2 separate regions of the Mus musculus genome follow, and region 2 is linked to region 1. A link is a loop called in an ENCODE intact Hi-C map of the cell type or tissue named here. Cell type or tissue: left cerebral cortex. All regions are shown on one strand. Links, peaks and the distances in the headings refer to the core of each region. The heading gives the core; the rest is flanking DNA.

Evidence for each region. A loop is a pair of places that touch in the nucleus more often than their neighbours do. Peaks named below come from ENCODE experiments on the same cell type or tissue, not always from the same donor. Only the 100,000 strongest peaks of a DNase experiment are listed, where the experiment ranks them.
Region 2: a loop joins it to region 1, with 9 times the contacts of the local background. A loop is called at or near these places in 9 of 42 quality-filtered maps.

Annotation. Positions count from the first base shown.
Region 1 is chr1:174,464,803-174,467,628 of GRCm38, forward strand. No RefSeq gene overlaps it. Among named protein-coding and RNA genes, the nearest start is that of Olfr220, 18 kb to the left of the region's middle. In left cerebral cortex, for the core only: a CTCF peak has its summit at 1,681 (motif pointing left); a DNase peak (open chromatin) is centred at 1,654.
Region 2 is chr1:174,169,587-174,172,412 of GRCm38, forward strand. Gm36196 (a long non-coding RNA gene) reads right to left here. Exons shown (of 3, transcript XR_373720.3): 2 at 635-684. Among named protein-coding and RNA genes, the nearest start is that of Spta1, 1.8 kb to the right of the region's middle. In left cerebral cortex, for the core only: no CTCF peak of the experiment used is centred there; a DNase peak (open chromatin) is centred at 1,321.

The DNA.
Region 1 (2,826 bases), core at 213-2,712:
AAATGCTCGGGCACATAAAATAAAATAAATCTTTTTTAAAAGATGGATTATTGAATTTAGTTGACAGTCCTTAAGGAAAGAAGCACAGATGGACTATAAATATTTTTTCTTTTTTCCTTTTTTTCCTTTATTTACATTTCAAATGTTATCCCCATCCCAATTTCCCCTACACAAGACCTTTATCCCCCTCCTCCCTCCCGCCTGCCTCAATAAATATTTTTACAACTATTGGAGCATCTCGTGAACACAAAAAGACTGATCTGAGGTCTATTTCCCCTGTTTATAGTGGCCATTAACAAGAAAGCAGGAGCAAATACTGAAAAGAAAGCAGGGAAAAACTGTTATGTACTGGTGGTGCTGCTACCATTAAAATCCATCTCTACTGGACCTGAAGTGTATACCTGAGCGACTCTGTGTAAATCAGCATAGAGTACTTGTGTAGCCCCATATATTGGTGCACTATTGACAGGTTCCTTGATTTGAAACCAAGCTAGAAGGCTGTGTTAGCAGATAAATTGATAAAGAAAATGAAGTACACAGGATGAGTGTTCTTCTTGGTCAACTTGACTAGGTTTGGAATCACTTCTGGGTATGTCTATGCAAGGATTTCAGAGAGGTTTAACCAAAGACGGAGACCCACCTTGAAAGTGCCCAGCATCATCCCATGGACTGGTATCCCAAACTGAATGCAAAGGGTTTGAAAAGAGAGCTCGAAATGAACACCAGCATTGATATCTCCCTCTCTGCTTCCAGACTGTGGATACCATGTGACTAAACCACTCCACGCTGGCTTCCACTGACATGCCTTATCTGCTGTGATGCACTGTGCCTGCAAACCAGGAGGCAAAATGCATCCCCTCTTCCATAAGTGGCTTTTGTAGCTGAGTAACTAATTTATATATAATAAAGTTTTACTGTTACAAACACTGAAATAAAGACATTTTCAGGAAAATGAATAGAAGGAAAGACCACATGTTTACCAGACTTCACCAGGCCTCAAAGGATAAAAATATTTTCTCACGTATGCAGAATCTAAATTTAAACGTGTATAAATTATACAGATGCATATATATGCAAATGTGTGTGTGTCTGTGTGTGTGTGCATGTATTCTCACCCACCACAATGCACATATATGTTGGAAATCAAAGGATAACCCTGCCTGTCCTCCCTGATCTCCCATCTTGTTTGAGGCAACATTCCTTGTTGCTCACCTGTGCTTCTGTCATGAACATCCATGAATGGATGTCTCAGGCTCTACCTCCCAACTGGGTGTAGGAGTTTTGGAATTACATATATGTGCTACCATGTCAGGCTTCGTGTGTGTTCTGCAGAATCTGAGGTAAGGACCTCATGCAAGCGTGGCAAGTACCTTATCATTGAGCTGGAACATTTCACGTACTGACTCTGTCTGTAACTCTTCCATTCAGAAGTTGAAGGCACTTTTTTCACTCTGTTATTTTGCTCTTCCCTTTTCTCAATTGTTTCAAATGAAACTGTTGCTGATGGCCCTTTGAAGTACTTATCGGACATGCCATAGTGACACTTTCATGGGCATAACTTCTGAAAACTTGGGAATTTAGTGATCTTTCTGATGCAAAGAAAAAAAAAAAGCATGCACAAATGCTAACCACTTCTTATGTTAAGGTAAATGAGTGACACCTAGTGTCCATTTGCTGCAACTACTAAGATTATGAATTTTAAATTGCTATTAACTCTTGTTTCTTCAAAGTTAGTTACCAGTGGCAAAAGAGTATAAAAGCAAGGTTTGTGAGATAAGATTAAGCATAAAACATCCACGTGCTAAGCCAAGACTTTTTTAAAGCTCTCCATAGACCTCTGGACTTCTCAGAAACAAACCAGTGGGATGCTTGGGCTTTATGTAAACTCCTTTCTTCCTTACCTTCCCTATAACATATTACTTCAAGAAACCATAAACACATCACTCCTCTTCTCTCCCACCCTCTTCCACGTCCATCATATTAATTTTCATTCTGAACCCCCCATTTGATCATAACCTTAGTACTCTTCGGTATGACACTGACTCCTGGTGGGCGAGATCAATGGGATCTGATAAAGGTGGGTGATGCATGGAATTTGTCCCCAACTGAAAGGCAGGGTGGGCTTTGGAGATGGGTAGGCAGCTTGAGTCCAAACAAACTATGATAAGAACCTGCCTGTGATGCTTTGAATGGGAATGGCCCCCCATAGATTCATATGTTTGAATGCTTGGCCCACAGAAAGTGGTACTATTAGGAGGTGTGGCCTTGTTGGAGAAAGTATGTCTCTGTGGGGACAGGCTTTGGTGTCTCCTACATTCAACATAGACCCAATATGACACAATCTTTTTCTGATGCCTTTGGATCAAGATGTAGAACTCTCAGTTTTTCTCCAGTACCATGTCTGCCTGGATGCTACCATGCTTCCCACCATAATGATAGTGGAATAAGCCTCTGAAATTAACAGCAACAGCCCCAATTAAATGTTTCCTTTATAAGAGTTGCCTTGGTCATTGTGTCCCTTCATAGCAGTTAAACCCTAACTAAGATAATGCCTCATTTTACCTTGGAAATTACAAACAGTTTTTGATGATTGGTTTTAATGTTAACTTACCACAAATTAGAATCACCTGAGTGGCATCAACCTGATGAGCTGACATCATTCCCTTAATTTATGTGGGAAGAGCCTAGTGTGGGCGCCAACTTCTGGTAGCAGCCCAGACAGAAAAGGGCTGATCTCTGATCTTTTGCTTGCTTGGCTTTCCTCCAGGCTTCATTGAGTTATATATAATGTTGCTGTTAATAATGTCTCCTTAGCTGATATCAGAG
Region 2 (2,826 bases), core at 162-2,661, 300 kb before region 1:
CGAGGTTTGCAGAGTTTGCTATATGAACTAAATTATCTACCCCCCAAAAGGAAAAGAAAGAAAGCTATCAAAAAAACAGCTTATAAAAAGCATGCATGCCATTCTAATGTACTGCTCCAGATGTCAAATAGGACCAAATGCAGATCACTGCATCTGTAAAATATATCCAATCAGGTTTTCAGTGTTTGTTGTAGCTGAGTTGACTCAGTACATGGACAGAGTAGTGAAGTGTTTAGCAGCTCATACTCTGGGTGTTAATACTAAATGTTTTCAGAGGTTGGCTGGCTACAGATGTATGGGAGCTTGGATAAGACCTAACACTGTCCAACTGGTTAATTTTGAACTCAGAGGAAGTCCTGCAAGATGCTGTCTCTGCTCTGACATCTACTCTTCTAACACAATGAAACAGAAGCAACCTTGCCTTTCTCTTTTCTCCAATGAACATTGCTTAAACCACTTTGTTCTCTTATGTTACAATTAATCTGGACTTACGTGCCTTCTAATTAACAATGTTATTTTAAAGTAGATACCCGTTTCAATTATCTCCATATCCACAATGTCTGAGAGAGTTTTTAATCTAGCAAAACATTGAATGATGGTTTACTGAAAGACTACATGAGTGACTAGGAGATACCTTTATTTCTTGAGGTTGAAGGAGAGCAAAACATCAGAGTATTCTCAATTCTAAAACAGAATAGGGAGAAAAGCAAATGGAAAAATATATTAGTGAATAGAAATTTTAGTCATAACCCGAAGGCACAAGCCAATAACCCAACTCGATGCTACTTTGTGCGTATGATTAAATGTATGGTTAGGACTTTCTTTTGTATTCCTTAAACACAGTCGTTGAACTCCAGACTGAGTTGAGTGTTTGAAGGAGGCGGTCTGTGTAGTTGCAGCTCTTGACTGGTTCCTACTTGTGTCTGCTCTGATGAAAAATGACAGTTTTCAATTGAGTGCTTTTTGCTTCCCTGAAAGGGACCATGTCACAAACATGCTGTCCTTACAAGGCTTCTGAAGATTGATCTGCCTACTGCTGCCATCCACATTACTGTACTGAGAAACAATCATTGGTGGATGAGGGCAGGAGGGAACTTGACATAAAGTTTCAGTGGTTCCTATGATAGAATGGGAAGCATTCTCAGCGGGAAGTGATCTTCTACTGAAGAGTTCCCTTTTACATTCCAATTTTTAAAAAATTTATGACTCAGAATGAAGTGGATGATTTGGCACAGTCAAAATATAATACTGATATCATTCACATCCAACTAAAACTGACAATCCACCCTGCACAAAATAACTCTACATTTTTAAATTGGGCCAGATGCCAACGTTCAAGTAGGCAAATTAGTCATAGCTACTCCCTAGCATGCTTAAGAAAATTTAAGTCAATTTCCAACAGCCCCCTTATCCTTAAGTGGTAGATTTGAGCATTTGCTCGAAAGAATTTGAGCTTCCAATCCACTGCAACATTCCCTCCACTGTTCTAAGTTGTCTTCTAATCACAAATGTATAACATACTGTTGAGAGGAAATATGACTTATACGTTTTATTACTGCAATGAAAGCATATGTATAAACAGGAAAGGAAAAACAGAAAGAAGGTATAAATATTCAACTAGAGTTAAGGAGTAAGCAACTTCAGAGACCGTCAGCTGGTAATGGTGAAAGCAGATATTAACTACAGAAGGACTTTGTTTATGTAGTAATGCCTGCCTATAATTCCAGCAGTTAAAAAGCTAAAGTAGGACAGACAAGAGTTCTAGACCAGCTTGAGTTCTATATGGAAACCCTATGCACCCCACCCCCCAACAAAATACCTTTTTCATTTTCTGAACAATGTGTTCTACTATCTTGACCCATGTAGTAGTCAAAAAGCAAAGAATTTAAATATGAAGTAGCTCCAGCAAAACAAAGGCAAAATCGTTAGAGACTAGATTGATGATAGATTCTATTCTTTGGGAAATACTAATTTTGCATTAAAGTTATTGTATCTGTCTTTATTGACTCCAAAATATGCTTACAGTATGGAAACTGTACATTTTTGTTTCTGAAGCTCTTGGATTCCCTGAGCCCAAGAGCAGGACATCAAATGCCTCACTTTGTCCTGAGCTGTGAGCCAGGCTGAAGCAGCTGCTCAGGGCTGATTTGCCTTATGCGTACAGCTCTGCCCAGAGCTGATAAACAAGGCCCAGAGGGACAGCCCTCCAAATCACCCCACCCACGCACAGAAGACTCCTCCTGTAAAAACCATTCATTTCATGATTTCCCTCCTCCTTTTAACCAGTCTTCTCTTAGGCCATCAAAATTTATGGTTCTGGGCTCTACTTTCTGATGCCATCTCATAATAATTACAAAACCCTTAATTCCTTATAATCACACACACACACACACACACCACAGTGGCTTAATTGGCAGGACTGGATGTTGTGGAACAAAATTGTGTCTTCATCATACAAAAGACTTAAGTGTAATGTAAAACTGTTAGGAGGAAACCTGGGGTAAAGCTTCATGACATAGGTCTTGCCATTGATTTCTGAGACACAGGCACAAAGGCAGGAGCAACAGAAGCAAATGGGATGACCAGTGGATGGGTTGGCAAAGAGATATGGGATGTGGAACAGTCAGAAGGTGGACCTGGAGGGGGATAAAATCTGGAGTGAAAAAAAAAAAAGGTTAAATAATTTTAAGAAAGAAAGAAAGAAAGAAAGAAAGAAAGAAAGAAAGAAAGAAAGAAAGAAAGAAAGAAAGAAAGAAAGAAAGAAAGAAAGAAAGAAAGAAAGAAAGAAAGAAAGAAAGAAAGAAAGAAAGAAAGAAAGAAAGAAAG